2 separate regions of the Mus musculus genome follow, and region 1 is linked to region 2. A link is a loop called in an ENCODE intact Hi-C map of the cell type or tissue named here. Cell type or tissue: left cerebral cortex. All regions are shown on one strand.

Region 1 (8,000 bases), 280 kb after region 2:
TTTAAACAACAGTCGGTGACAGGGAGGGCAGACGACAAAGTTGGAAAATAAACAAACATGTTCTTAGGCGCGCGCGAGGGGGACGAAGAAGCCGCCAACACATATCATCTCAATAAAAAGCCGCTCTTGGAAAGCTTGCATAGTAATTGAGACAGGCGCTCTTTTCTGATCTGGGTTGGCATTTCCTCATCTCAAACTGACAGAGCCAACTCAGGAAATTGCTGGTAATATTCATCTGGGGAGCACTTTCATTAAACGTAATTCATTCGACTTTCACAATAAATTGAGTGACATCCTTACAGCGGAACCTTTTTATCCTTGATTAAGTGCTTGCCAAGCTTTGGTTCCCCACTTTATTGTCACATTCCTTCAAGCAGAGTCGTCAACATGCCAATCTGCAGCAGAAAAATGAGCGCGGTGTGTTTACCAAGCTCCGGGAGGGGTTAGTGCTGACACAGTGAAAAAGAGCTGATCTCGAACTTAACTAGCAGATAAATCAAGACCGCAACTCCCAGCAAACTTGAGGCGGGCCCGGAAGAACGGTGACCCGGAGAAGGCAGCGGGAGGCTACAGCGGGACCCACCTTGCGACTCTGCGGCTCGTAGAAGCCGCTGACCCGACGGCGCCGGGTAGCAGCCTTGCTTGCCTTCCTTTAATTAAAATGGTGACAAGAGGACAGAATTGTCCCGGGGAGTGGGTGGGGGGACTTTCTTGAACCGATTCAAAGCTAGACATTTTCTCTCTCTCTCTCTCTCTCTCTCTCTCTGTGTGTGTGTGTGTGTGTGTGTGTGAGAGAGAGAGAGAGAGAGAGAGAGAGAGAGAGAGAAGGAGGAGGAGGAGGAGGAGGAGGAAGGAAGGAAGGAAGGAAGGAAGGAAGGAAGGAAGGAAGGAAGGAAGGAAGGAAGGAAGGAAGGAAGGAAGGAAGGAAGGAAGGAAGGAAGGCGCACTTTCCAGTCTGATGTTTGAAAATGAAAACCGGCAAACTTGCCGAGCTTGCACTGGCCTGCTCTAAGGGCAGAGGAAAGGAAGGCATGCATAATACTGCTCCTTCCTCTCATTCCCCTTTGACTCTTAACACCAACACTGGGGAACTTCACTGGCTGTCTCTTAGGATCTCCGGAACTCCAGCCTAAAGGCGGCAATCGCTTCAGTACTCCAGGACAGAGAGAACAGGAAGCAGGCATCTCTTTGCCAGGATGTGGACCTTTCTCCTTTGATGCTCCCAACTCCATTCCCTACCCCTTATAAAATCAAAGAAACCCAGGACAGAGAATTGCTTATTTGAAAAAGCAATATCCATATGCTTTCATCACTCAAATGCCCTTTTGAAAATATTGTCGACGTCGGTTATTACCAGGACAATGCTGTCAATTTCTGTAGTCTGCAGAAAATCTTCCCTGGGATAGAAAAGTAGGACATTGGGCACCTGTCTCAAAAAAAATCAACCAATTTCCCTTCCACCGGATATATTTTTCACCCAGACAACACTTTCATTAAAGGGAAAATAGCCATCAACAATTTAAAGCCAAATAGAAATCAGCCTCACACAAAAGAAGCCACAAATTTAATAGGTTTCTGGGAAAATACCAGGAACAGAGTTGGTGAATTTCTGGTGTTTTTCTCCCTCCTGCTCCCAATGCGGAAGGCAGTGTTGTGGGAGCTCACACTAGAAGGTCCAAGGCCATAATAATACTCCTGTAAATGGGACAAAAGGGTGAACTGCCCAGTGCTTCTCACACTTCCAAGAGCTGCTTTCCTGGCTAAGGTTGGGTTGAGCCTTTTGGGAAAGAACCTGGAAGGAGAAAAGGCCCTCTCCCTGTCCTGGAGAGGCCCAGAATGCACACTGGGACTGACAATACCCCATGATGAGCTGCTAAGGCACAGGGTTCTCAAACTATCTGAGCTTAATCCTGTACCTGAACCTGTGCTCTGAGGCATAAAGGGGAGGAAATTCGGCCTAAGGAGGAAATTTTTATGCTGCCTCCAAGACCAAGCTTTAACAGAAAACACTGTTAGTTGTGACTGGGTAGCGATCTTTATCTACTATAAGAAAAAATTTCAAGTTGATTAAAGCGTTCAGTGAGCAGCTAGCTCAGTCTCTAAAGGACAGGAAGTACATAGACCTAGTTTGAGCGCCTGCTCTCCTGTTTTTCCTTTGGCCTTCCTATTCCCTAGCTGCCATCTCCATGGTGAGTTAAATTCACCTGCTGTTTTACCTGCTAACAATTGGGCAGTATAGGTATGAGCTAAAACACTGTGTCCAAAGGTTTGGAAAAGATTTTCAATTATTGCCTATTTTGACTAAGAAAACAACCAAGTTATTAGCTATTGTAACTCCTAACAAAACTGAAGGTACCTCTCTCTCTATTAGGATAGTGCTATGAGTGTACAACTGATTGCGCTAACTATTTCTATCCTTTGTCAGAGTCTCTGGACTCCATTTCTGAATAACTTTTCTTTGTGTGTGCAGGAGTGCCATCAAATCCACTTCACTCTTTGAGATGTCACATTCTCTCCTGGGAGAACCTCACTCCCTTTTCCCTGGTGTGCTCTTCAGCTTATAAATCCAGTTTCTAACCCTTATGCCCCATTTTCTTAAAAAAAAAAAAAAGAAAAAAAAACAAGAAACCATATTTGTCCACTTTACCTAGTGTGCACTTTAATTTGACTTAACTGCTATAGTCTCTTTATCTCATTATCTCATATTTAAAATATCCTGGAATCAGTCCAGAGAATAAAGAAAAGAGACTAAAGACTGCGGGACCTTAATAAAGATAACAAGTCATACCAAAGATTTCCTCCTGCTATTCAGATGGTTAAATCTGAAATATACAACATTTATTAAACAACAGTTTTCCTTACATTTATTTATAAGCATGGTTTCCTGCCTCATTTGTTGTTTGTTTGTTTATGTTTAGAGATTGCCCAGTGGTGAAACTTGAGAATTCAAGATAGTGGTTTTCAGTTGCTACACCTGCAGACACCTGCAGACATGCTTGTTTTCAGATTCCCCTTGCAATAGGAAAGAGAGAGAGAGCCTGTTTGTGGCATGAAACAAGATAGACCCACCTCTCAATAAACACAAAATAAACACACAGTAAATTAAAACCCTCAACTTAAGACAGACATTCGGAAACCTTTGGGTCAAGAAACACACTGTGACCATTTACCCGCATGCTGGCTGTGGGGTCTGGAGCACTGGTGCCAAGCAGAGGCTTGTTTCTCATAAGAATGACTCTCAGAATTCAGAAACACTTAAATTCATGTTCTATAAGCAGGAACACAAACTACTTCTGTATAGGATATATCTAAACAAGATTTGCTCAACATGTGGGAATTACTCCTTGGGAAATGTAGCTGGGATCCCCTACCCATAAAGGAAGGGTGTACTGGAAACATTAGCTAGGAAGCAAGCCACAGTGTGTTGAGTCAGTTAACTGATGGGGTAATTCACAAAAGCCAAGACATACTTATCAACTCCTCCCGGGCTCATGATAGCTCAAGGAAAACAATAATAAAGTAATGGTTTGGGGTTTGGTTTACTTTGGGGTTTTTGTTTGGTTTGGTCTTTGGTTTTCTGTTACCTTGCCTTCTTGGGGTTTAACTTGAAACTGCAGTAGCTAACCTGTATGCATCTGTCTGTAGCAAAAGGCTGAAATGTCCCGGGATTCAGTCACAAATGAATGCTTGGTTCTTGTGCTGTATGCAGCTGGTGCTTGATGGAACTCACAAAAAGAAGCTCTCTCTCTCTCTCTCTCTCTCTCTCTCTCTCTCTCTCTCTCTCTCTGTGTGTGTGTGTGGGGGGGGGGTTCTTCTGATCATTGCTTCAGAGTTTTAATCAAGACTCCCTACTTCTTCATTTACCTAAATCCACCCTAACATTAAGTACCCAATTCATCCTTTGGAGCCCATTTTTATGGTAAAAGTCAGCTTCCTCCTCCAGGAAAACAGCCTGGAATTTTCCTGGCAAATAGCTATGGGGTTGCAATCCCTGAAAGATCGTCTTGGGCCACAGCCACCAGTCTTTTGTTTTTGTGGTGTGTGTGGTTTCTAATCCCCGACACACAAAACAACTTTAGATTGGAGAGAAAAGAATGGACTTCTAAATCGCCTTCTCTTTTTTATTGTTCACATTTCGTATTGTTTTGAGTGAAATTGGAAAAATTGTCTCCTTTCTCTGTATTGCCAAAAGGCATTCAGGTAATGAAGTCTGTAACTAAACGGTAATTGAATCAGCATAATTTGCACACTGAATGGTTTTCAAATGCTCCCAGTTTACAATTAAAGGAGAATTAATGCGCTTGTTGTTGAGAATGCCGGCGCATTAGAATAAATCCAGCACTGTTGTTGTAATGAGTGGAAAACGGTTTAACTGCCAACAAACACATTTAAAATTTAACACAACGTATTGATTTCACTTCTGCTTTTGATAGATTATTTTCCAGACTATCGAAATACTCGCTTCAAGCAATAAACTGGACCATAGCTGAGAGCCCTGGCCTTGGGTGTGTGAGCACAGCCCAAGGACATAAGACAGTCCAGAGGTTCTAATCATAAGGTGTGCGGGAGAGGAGGGGCACGGTTGTTGTACCGATCAAGGGAATCAAAGGTGTTCCTCCCCTAAGACTTTCACTTTTTTCACTTTTCACTCCCTCCCACCTTACCCAATTTTAAAAATAAAAAATAAATTAAAAAGGCTTTGTTTTCTTTGATGGAACTTTCTGCCCTCCAACTCCGGGTCTTCAATGTCAGTGGGCTTACGGGACACAGGTGAGAGCGATAATGACCGAAGGTGGGCAATAGGAAGGACACCTTTTGCATTCGTCTGCATTCTAGCGGGGAAAGCACGGACCGGCGACAGTCTGAAAAGCTGTCTTTTGGATTGGCTGCCCTGGCTTTCACCTGTTTACCCCCAAGGTGTCCTGTGGGCGAGGACATTGATGCACAGCGCCCTCTGGCGTCTGCTTCTGCTACAGTCAGGCGATAAAGGTGCAAAGACTGGCAACGCTGAGGGTTCTTGAGATGCAGCCGGAAGCCGGAACCGGGTAAATACACGTACTCACACGCGCGCGCATATGTACCGGATTCACAGAACTCTCAGCCCCGCGATCGCAGGCGCCAGAGCTAAGACCGAAAAACACGGCCACTTGCAGGGATAGCACAGTATCCGGGCTGGTGGATTCTGAAGCTCTTGGGAATGAAAGACACTAACACCACTCTTAGTCCCATTTATCCAGCCGGTTTAGAAAACTCCAGCTGCTACCGCAGCGCCTGCGCTCCTCGCCCCTCCACAGAACACCTTGAGTTTTCGGTGCACTCCCGTGGCCCGGAATCTGCTGTGGAGTTCAGAACACTAGGCTCAACCTCGCCGGCAGAACGCGAGTGTCCCTGGCCCTCTGAGAAATCAAACGCGGAGAAAATATCACACTCTCCTAGGCTCGCGGTGATGCCCACAACTCCCTAGCCACACAGAGCGATTCTCCCCGCGTCGGTTCTAAGATTGTGTCAAGTCCAAACCTCCGAAAACTGATTCTGGAGGAACCTGGACAGGACAAGATTCTCTCCCTAGTGACAAGGCTTGCCATTCCCTAAAAAGAAACCCCTCACTGAAACTATGCTTCTGTTATTTAATGGCAACTGGACCTTGGAAGGCGAGAGAGGGTTATGTTTGCAGGTGTATCTCTGACCTAACTGCCTGGTCGTTTGCTATGTGTCTGGCGGATAAACTTACACCAGCTGCACCCCTGTAAGTCTCAGGGAGTTACCTGCACTTTCTTGATGTGCCACAAACCCAAATTGGGGGCGCTGGGGCAGTGGGGCAGTGAGTAGATTCCTGTTCGGCTCTTCAAGCCCACCTCCACCCCCTTTCATTTAAACTAGGTGGGGGAAGAAGTGCTGCTAAGAGTTTCATGATTCCCAATACCTTTCTTCTCCCCTTCCTCCCAAGGCATCCTCGCCTACTACCTCCTGGTTTCTGGACCTGTAAGGTCCTGTTAAGAATCATGATCCGGGAGACGGAAAATAGAGCAAAAAATGAGGATGAGAGCCTGAAAAACTCTCGCAGGAATCCAAACCAAAGCTTCCCAAAGTTCTTCCACTCTCTGGGAACACTCAGCTCTCACTGAACTGGCGGCCTCGCCCTCCCGCACCCCCCCCCCTCTCACCCCAGTTGCTTGGCCTCCAGGCTAGGGAGGTATCTCAAAGATGCCGGACCGGACCGATCGCCACTTACCAAGTAGACGGTGGGCTGCAGGAGGAGAAGAACGTACCAGCACGCAGCCTGCATCCTCCCTCCTCTCAAACTTCCTTGGCGGTGCCTTGGCTGAGTCTTTGTTCCTTCAAAAACATAGATCCACCTGACATCCACTTTACAGAGCAGGGAGCGCTCTCAGCAGCCTAGATACAAATGAAATTAGACATCCCATGACCACGCGGACAAGGCTGACGATCAAGCGAGGGGAAAGGGGCTCTTGGTGTGGAGTGATGGAGTCAAAAAGCTTGGAAGGGGGACGCAAAGATTGGAAAAGCGAGCCAATCCAGCTCCAGGAACAAGCGAGTGCGGTCCGCAGGCGGGCGGGCGAGCGAGCGGGCGGGCTTGAGCGGTGGCAGGGGGTTCCCAGAGCCCGGCGCGTCTCGGAAGCCAGCGCCCGAACGGCGGAGGCCAGAAGGGGTTAGGCACAGAGAGAGCAGCTCACAGGCTGGTTAGGAGGCCAACTGTCTCTGGCAGCCAGACCTGCCCTAGTGTTTGAAGGCGGGAGGCTGGGACTAAAGGCGGCGGCTGGTTCTTCGCCAGCCCTGGCAGGGTTCACACACGTACACAGCAGCAGAGAGAGATAGCAAAAGCAAGCGAGCAAGAGACTGAGAGAGGGGGGTGCGGGCAGGGCAAGGGTAGGTAGAACTGACCCGGATTAGGTACCCGTGAAATGGGGGTGGGGAGGGGGGTGCAATTTGCATATAGGAAAGCGGGGCTCAGTTTACCCATTTGAACCTCCTGAAATACAGATAGACACCCACAATCACATCCCTAGCACTACTTTTTTGAACGAAGGGGCACAGCCAGTTGCTAACTTCTACAGTAGAAACCTGTCTGGGACTCTGAGGGTCACCTATTAGACATGCCTTATGCCCAAGAAGAGTTTCACCCCGCTGTCCCTTCCTGGTGATGACCACCACCCTGCCCCAACGTGTCCCTGCCAAGAACGGTGGAGGCGACCGGTACATACCGCACAGGACTGGAGGCAAATGCAGCGAGCAAGAACCGCTCTGAACAGGCTCCATGGAGGAGCTACTACGGCCTGGAGTCTCCAGCGCCCGGGACGTGCCCTCCCCGGAGCTCCGTCTCCATGCTCGGGCGAGGACAGGTCCAGCTGCCTCGTCCAGCCTTGGCGGAGTCGTTGTCCCAGTGCCCGGGTCGCGATCCGGATTGGTCCGCGGGAGCCTAGGCTTGGCACAGTTGAATTCCCGGTGCAGGAAACTTAAGAGGCAAGAGAAGGAGGGGCAGGTAGAGAAGACGACGGAGGAAGGAAGAAAGGGAGGGAGAGAGACGAATGCGCCCGGTTGCTGCACCCGACCGACCCGGACTGCCTGTGTTGGCACTGACACCAGCAGCCTAGGACTCCCGGATTTCCGCGGTTGCCAGAGGATAGAGAATGACTTAAGGGGAGGAGACTGGGCAAGTCCTCCGGACTTGAACTTGAGCGATAAGACCCGAACCTTTCGGAAGAAAAAGAAAGCCACACAACAGGCGCGATGAGTCCCAGTTTCAGAAGGGGTGTGGTGACGAAATTTTGGAAGCTGCAAGCACAGGAAGCAGCCCCAGCTTTACCAGCAAGGCTGGAAAGCCCCAAGGCGACTAAGGATTGGTGTCGCGGGCGCTGTCCGAGGTCCTGCCCGGCCACGGGGGGACGCTCCGCAGAGCGCGGTTTCAACTCCCCGCCGCGACTGAGCGGTTTTCTCTTCCCGGTCGCGGCTGGTCGAGCCTACAGCCGGGACACCAACAA
Region 2 (8,000 bases):
TAGCTTTAATGTGAGTTCTTACATTTCATTATTAATATCATTTACGAGTACTTTTTCCAGTTATTAAATGAAGAGAACAGTTATAGAACCCATCCATTGAGTTTTTGTAAAGAATAAAAGGTTTTATGGCAAATATATAGGATCAAGCACAAGCCTATATATTTGGATTTATATTTGTCTTATTACACAAACTTTTAACAACTGGATAATTCTGAATAAAAACTAAAACAATAATTCCTCTTTAATAAATACATATACAGAATCTACTACCAAAGGAATAAACCAAGACAACCTGAACACATGTGAGAGAAACTCTACAGTTAGGTTATAAGACCATGGAAAAATGAGAACAAGATTTCAGACTGCACACTGCTACACTCATCCCATCTTTTGAAAAAAAGACAATAAGTCTGCTTAGATGACTTAAACAAACTGAAATGGATATTTCATAGTTTAAACAATTCTCAGAAAAAGAGCAATACAGTTAAGAAAGACCTTTCTGATAATGTTACAGTGTAAGCAAGACAAAAGACTAACTTGTCCCCTAGTATATTCTATGTTGTCTTCAAGCCATTCATTCTCATCAGTTCAAAGATTTCCCAGTGGCCATGTAACCCCATCCCATTCACCCTGTGGAAGGTCACTCACTCCTAATACAGTACACCAGGTGCCCCGGGTGTTTCTGCAATAAGAGTTGATGCTAACTCACGTGTGAGAAAATTGAGATTTTTCTTTAATTCTGTTTTGTGCAAAACTCATAAGAATCATCTTTAAAATGTTCTGAGTGGATTAACACTTGGGCAGGGCATGATTTCTAGACAGCAGTGTAATGTTTCTGATAAGCGGCCTTTTCATCCTTTGAAAATGTTATCATTTCCACCACACTTCTTGTATACACATACACAGAAGTTTCTACATACTCTCATTAATATTGATGAGAAATTAATAATTATTAATCTACATAACCCTATTTAGCTATTCTCTCTAAATATAATGACAGATTATTCAGGTTTACACTGCCAAAGTTCTGTTCTTGTTAATATATGTGTGAAAATTCACAGTGACAAAACAACTCAGAAAGATATGCCTAACTTCTTCTATGACGTCTTTGTGAAATATGTACAGAGCATCTCATGTGAGGAACCCTAGGTACATAGTTATAATAATGAACAAATTGTTCCAAATAGTATAATGAAGGTCTATTTATTCATTAATGCAAAGTCACTACTCATCATTTTTCATTATACATAAAATGGTTAGAAAATGTGCCAGTAAATCTAGGTTTTCCCTGGTAGAGGAGAAATGTACTCTATATACGTATAAATTCTATCTATCTGAATCAGTGATCAGAATTAATGACTACATGGCAAGACCTGCTGTGTAGAAGCAAATGGATAAATCTGTGGATGTCTAAAGTAAAATAATGCATAGGTATGTCTACCATGGACCACAGCAGGAAGTATTATTTTACACTCTAGTAGCATTTGCATGTTATGACATTCAAATATTCATGGGCTGGAAACCTTTTCTCCAACATATCCAGAGATGGTTGAATCTTAAAGAGGTAGACCTAGCAAGAGGTAATTATGTCATGGAGATTCCAAACTCAGAAACAAGTAATATACTTCTTAGGGGAGTGAGTGAGTTCTCACAGACTGGCTTAATTACCAGAAAACAGACTGCTATGAAATGAGCCTCTTTGGGTCAGCTGCCCACTGTTTCCTCATGCATGTGTTGCTGCTGTGTAATTCTGTCCATGATTGACCCAGAATGAAGCCCTCACAAAGTGACCCAAGCTTGGACTTCTTAAGCTCCTTAATCATAAGCCAAATTAAACCTCTTTCCCTTATAAAGCATTCAGTCTCAGGTATTTTGCTATAGCAACATAAAACAGACCAAGTTGTGTTTCAACCCTTTTCAGCAATGTGTATACACATATACCCAGATGTATATGAGGACATATTTTCATAAAACATATTTATGTTAGTTAAATGTTGCTCTTTTATGGCTAATATGTTGTACAGCTTACCAGAAAATGAGTTGTAATGAAATGAACACATGCCATGCATGTGTAATGAAATGAACACATTTGACCTTTTCTACATGGTACATAAGAACATATTAAGTTGAAATAATCACACAATTTATCAAATAGGGGTTGGAATCCATTACCAAATGGTGATATTGATAATGTATATAATATTCCTATGAAATACCCTGTGATATTGAGAGATTGATTTGAAAAACCTTTCCTTAGACAAAGGAAGAAGTTCTTTTAGCAAATTGAATAAAAGAATTGCCAGATCTGTGGTGTTTAAATCTTGGATTATCTCAAAAGAAGTTATTTATGGTCTCTTTCATACCACACTATAATGCACATACACTGCTGAGAGAGCATTCTTGGTGCATGGTGAATAAATCAGCTAATCCAGAAAAACAAAATGGGGCAAATGTCCTGGGAGTGCAGACCCTCCAAATTCTGTAAATATTTCAGGGGCCAGGGGTTTCCCCAAAGCAGAAGAGAGCTAACGTACTCTGGTTGCATTTTCCAAGAAAAAGAAAGCATAGCAGAAAGATGGCACACCTTACTTACTCCTTTTAACAAGAGTTGGAAATCCATGGTTTGGATTGTGTCAAAACTCTTGGTATTACCTAAATGAATATCTTTGGATTGTGCCTCATTAGATTTTTCCAATTAACTATTAAACATAGCTCTGGGAAGGCATGTATATGGAAATATTAACACATCTATGACTATACATGTGCCACACACATGAATATGCACACATGAATGAACATATATAACCTGTTTCTCTGGAAAACTCTGAGCTACACTTCTATAAAAAAAATCTGAGCAATATTCATAGTACCTATAAACACAGCCTGAACATCTGAAAAGTAGCCTCAGAAACATGTATACATATGAATGAATCTGATCTCATTCTTTTCCAATAGTCTGAGCTAGTCTCGACTTGTACAACTTTGTTTTCTGCTTCCATGTTTCTGATAGCATGGCATATGAAGTATCATAATTAAGAACCAGGTGGTAAATTGGATGATATTTATGAAGAGATATCCTAAACAAAGAAAAAAATAACATCTAGATTTAGAACCTTGTAAAGAAAGCTAATCAGAAAGCTGATATGCTTGTAGTAAAACAAAAAGAACAGAAAGTAGCACTTTATTTAAAAGGAACTCGAATAAAGCAATTGCACTAAGACAAAGTATATCTCAATAATACATTAAAGGGAGAAATAGATCATCAACAGAATGGCTTGAACAGAAGAACCCGAAGACAGTGAGAACTCTAGGAGAGGCTGAAACAAAGAGATCAGATAAATATTAATTTGTGGTAAGAGCTCAACAAATCTCTAGCTCTATCTTTAATGCACCCTAAAATAGGATAAATAAGAAAGACAAGATTTCAAGAGACATTCCTCCTCTGTATGACCCCCATATAACTTTCTCATTCTGACATGTCATTAAGTTACCTCTCTTTAAGGAGCTGGATTAGGGTCCACTAGAGGGAGCAGCTGGGACACATGATAGCTGTCTCTGTTCATGGTGCTGGAAATCAGACAATTGAGTCACCAATGGTCAGAAAGTTCATAGAACAAAGATGAACAGGCAACTTTATTCCCACTACTAGATGATACCATCTCAGAAAGCTACATCTTCTATGAACTGGAGAAAACAGTAAGGAAGTTTGTTGCTCAAAGAACCATTAGAAGCTTTAGTCACCTGAAAAAGCTCTTATGAGTTTGTATAGCTTCGAAAGCATTATTTAAAGACAAAATATTAAAGTTTGTTTATATACTGTAAAGCCCTCTAGGTAATTGGAACATATATCAGCATCTACCATCATCTTAATTTTATGGTTCTGGTTATATCAGCCATTTTCATATGTTCTACTTCCTCGAGTCACAGGACATTGCATAGGTTTCTTTTCGAATCCTTCTACCCATTCGTTTTTCTACGATAATTTTATATTCTCTAGACCAACTTAGGCCTCTAAATGAATCCATCAGTCCTCCCATAACATTTTATAGCATCCCTTTGTAAATATACTACATATGTGAAGGAGGAAATACACACAAAGTATAGAGAGACAGACAGACAGAAAGACAGACACACATATTTCCCATAGACTGTCATCTTCCTTTGAGAGTCATCCCATGTGTTTCTATTAGTTTTCTATTGTCCATTATTCAATCCACATACCAAACAGCTAATCTACAGATATTCACTGGATGAATAAATATATGTTTGAACAGAATGCCTATTCACATACATCCAGACCACTTTGCAAATGATATTTTCCCATATGTAAATAGTAAGTTCACTTTCTGTACCAGATAAAAAAATTTATGATGCAATCTTTCATGTGGGGTTTATCCAAGTCTCTAAACATGTAAAGTGATGAAAGGGAAAGGTTATCCACATTAACCAGTCAGAATTGTTACATTAAAATTTACAAATAAGTAAATTTTTATATTTTTAGTTTTTGAGATATAATTACAATTTTATTTCTCCACTTTATTGCTCATTAACCCTCTTATATACATCTCCTTTCTCTCAATTTCATACCATATTTTTTCATTAGTTCTTGCTCTCATACACACACATTCCTGAATACAAATGCATATTTTATTTTATTTTATTTCAAGAGATGAGTGAAAAGAAGTGAACATGCCTAAACCAACACAAAACAGCACTGTAAAAGAATGTGTGAGAAAAAAACATAGTGAAACAATCTGTTGGCCAACAAACACAACACCACCAACAACAAGATAAAAATAAAAATAAAAAACTGGCATCATGCTCTGGGTTTTCATCTTTGAATTTCTAGAAATTTGATCCAAAAACAGTAATAAAAGAAATGCAAGTAAGAGTCAAACAGAACAGATTCCTTCAACATGAGTCTGTCAAACTTCCTGGAGATATTTTGCTTCTCAAATGGACATTTCTACTAGGAAATAGTAATTTCCTTGAAGCAGGCAGTCAGGCATATGTTACGTTATTTCCTTGAACAAATGCTCATTTGCTTGGGAAATGTAATCAGACTTTGAAATTTGAAGGAAAAAATCAAATTATGAATATGTTTCCAAATGTTTTAAATGATGCTATAAAGTACCCATTAACAGCATGGATTAAAATTATATTAAAATGTGAATCTTGAAGCCTTTTTTGGCTTTATTCTATAAGGACAACAAATTATAAATAAAAGAAGGTTGGATGTGGTGTTTTTGCTTTGTGGCCACATAGTGAAAAATCCATGACTGTTAGAATAACAATATATTTGAAGCTTAAAGACACTTTGGAAAGTATTTTATAACTTGAAAAGCTAATCATTATAGTTTTGAGCTTGTATGAGAAACCACAATGATTTAGGACAGATCAATTTGTGGTAAAGTTTTCTTAGCCTCCAACCCATTATTCGTGATGCAGAGGTTCCCTTATTGAAAGTCAGAGCTTGGAGTCTCCTTCAGGATTTAAATCAGCACGTCACATTAAGATAAGAAACTGACTCCTGTTCAAGGAGCCTCTTGATTTTGTGGAAGAAGAGAATGTTTGAAACTCAGTAACATTTGTCAACTCTGATTCAATAGGGTGATAGCTTAAGGCTCTGCAACATCACAAGGTTGTCTAGGCTTGATTGTGGTTTGGGCATTCTCAGGCCTAGGTCTAAACTCTAAACTGTGACCCTTACCCACTATGAGAGGGAAAAAAATCAAACAAGGCCCATTGTCACTGGTCTTTAATTAAATAAAAGATAAGACAGAGCAATTATTCTTCACAATGTGATAGGAAGGCTATTCAGTATCTCTTGTGCAAATACTATGTCCATTTTCAGAACATTTAGTTTTGAAAAAAAAAAAAGAGAAAGTCAAAATAAAAGGCATATTGTATTTCCTCTTCCTCCCAAGCAAAATATAAAGTCTAAAAATCTACTATCATTTTTTTTAATTTTTCAAAAATCACTTCCATGAAATTGTTTTTATGTTTTTTTTCTGTAACTCAAGCCACTCCACACGTGTGGGTGAAAGACTTTGTTTTAAATTACATGTATGAGTATTTTGCCTTTGTGTGTGTATGTGTGTGTGTCTATGTGTCTGTGTATTGTATTCATGTCTTGCTAAGGAGACAAGGCAATGGCATCAGACAAATATGGTGTATAGTTACATGGTTTTGAGCCAACACATGGGTTCCAGAAATCAAACCACAGTCTTCAAGATGAACAACAAATGTTTTCACTAACTGATCCATCTTTTTAACCACAGAGGTCTAACAGACTTCCCCAAGCATCACTGGCTATTAATAGTCAATGCTATTAGTTATTCTCCAAATAACAAGACACTATTGATAAAGACATTATGTACTTAGGTCATTGAATATGGACTATAAGTTCCTACTAGTGAAGAAAAGTAAACATCAGTCAGTCTAACACAGACATCAGACCTGTAAACTGCATTATCAACATGATTCTAAACACATCCGCTATGCAATCGTGGCACAAATATTATAGGCGCAATTAATCACATTTTGATGGAATTTAAGGCCTACCCCATCATATAGACCTCATATATGATACCAATAATGAGGCAAGAACCTGAGACTAGAAAAATAGCACAGGGTACTCATATAGTTCTCCTGGATAAAAATATCAATAATGAAAGAATACTTTACATATTCCTTTCTGCCACAAGCCTGGAAATCCAGAGATTTATGAGCTGAGATATATTATGAAGATTATGTGTGAGTCAGCAGTAGGGCTGGCAAAATATATGTAATGTTGAGTAACAGCCCCAAATGTATCACTACATTGTTTTTAGAAAAATTACATATATCATGATCTCATATAAATATATGATGGAATGAGATGACCGTGTTTTCCTCATGTTGGAAACTTGTTTTACTTGGCTAGACAGGACATGCTTTTAAAAATGAAGCCCTCTTTCTCTATGTAACTTTAGTTCTTTAAAGAGATTGAAAGAGTAATTTGTCTCCACTTAATTTTCCATGTTAAATAGTCTTTGTGTCTAAATGCTTGTAATGTTTTATTTTGACATAATTTCTCAGCTACAAGTAATTTCACATACCCTTTATGTGAATTAACCAATTAAATGTACTTACTTACATAATACATTGTTGGTCTTCGATTCTCTTGCATGGATTCAGATATTCATGTATGTGTTTATTTCTGAGCCATTTCAAGAGGTAAACCACACCCATCATGTTCATTAATCCTTATATAAGTCTTGAAGGGATTCTTAAGGAAATGATGCATGTTTCTATGTAACCACATTGTAGTTAACAAAATCAAGACATTTAACATTAGCATATTGCTGTGTTTTACTATGAATCAAGTGCAAAAATGACATCTGTCAGGCTAGTGACCATCCTATGGTGATAATCATGATTGAGGATTTTAAGGGTCATGCATTTTCTGTCTCTGGGTGCTATGTTCCTTTGGCTGCCTTTTGTCTGTTCTTTTTCTTTACAATTGTTAAGTAATTTCTAAAATGTTTCTCAGTTAGGGTTGCACTGCTGTGCATTGACAGTCACTTTAAATAAAACAAGTTTCTAGAACTTTAGACTGTCAACAATGTTATCAGGGGGGAAAATATCTCTTAATCTGAGAGGTTAGAAAACAATGTTATCAGAAACTGTAGAAAGAATTATTTGTACTGTGCTACATCATGGCCTTGCAAGTCATTTAGAATACTTAATATAATTTTACAGGCAATTAATCTACATTATACACAATTGCTTTATATTGATAATAAACTCATTAAAACGTCATTTTTTGTGGTTTTCTTCTCTTCTTGGTTTAGTTAAATGAGGCTAATGCTTAACATTCTTACTAGCTGGATTCACTGAACTGATTTATCAGTCTGATGCTGACACTAGATTCATGCATCATTTAATGACAGAGAGACATTCTGATGATAAGATGTTTTCTTCATTGTGCAACTATAATGCAAGCCTATATAATGTCT

What was found. Peaks named below come from ENCODE experiments on the same cell type or tissue, not always from the same donor. Only the 100,000 strongest peaks of a DNase experiment are listed, where the experiment ranks them.
Region 1: a loop joins it to region 2, with 6 times the contacts of the local background. A loop is called at or near these places in 9 of 42 quality-filtered maps.

What each region holds. Positions count from the first base shown.
Region 1 is chr6:8,948,540-8,956,539 of GRCm38, reverse strand. Nxph1 (neurexophilin 1) reads right to left here and starts at 6,521. Exons shown (of 2, transcript NM_008751.5): 1 at 6,233-6,521. The coding sequence starts at 6,286. In left cerebral cortex, CTCF peaks have their summits at 4,955 (motif pointing left) and 7,906; DNase peaks (open chromatin) are centred at 7,336, 7,541, 7,724, 7,799 and 6 more places; H3K4me3 peaks cover 4,174 bases; H3K27ac peaks cover 548 bases.
Region 2 is chr6:9,230,531-9,238,530 of GRCm38, reverse strand. All of the region lies in intron 1 of Nxph1 (neurexophilin 1), which reads right to left. Among named protein-coding and RNA genes, the nearest start is that of Nxph1, 280 kb to the right of the region's middle. In left cerebral cortex, a CTCF peak has its summit at 3,509 (motif pointing right); a DNase peak (open chromatin) is centred at 3,528.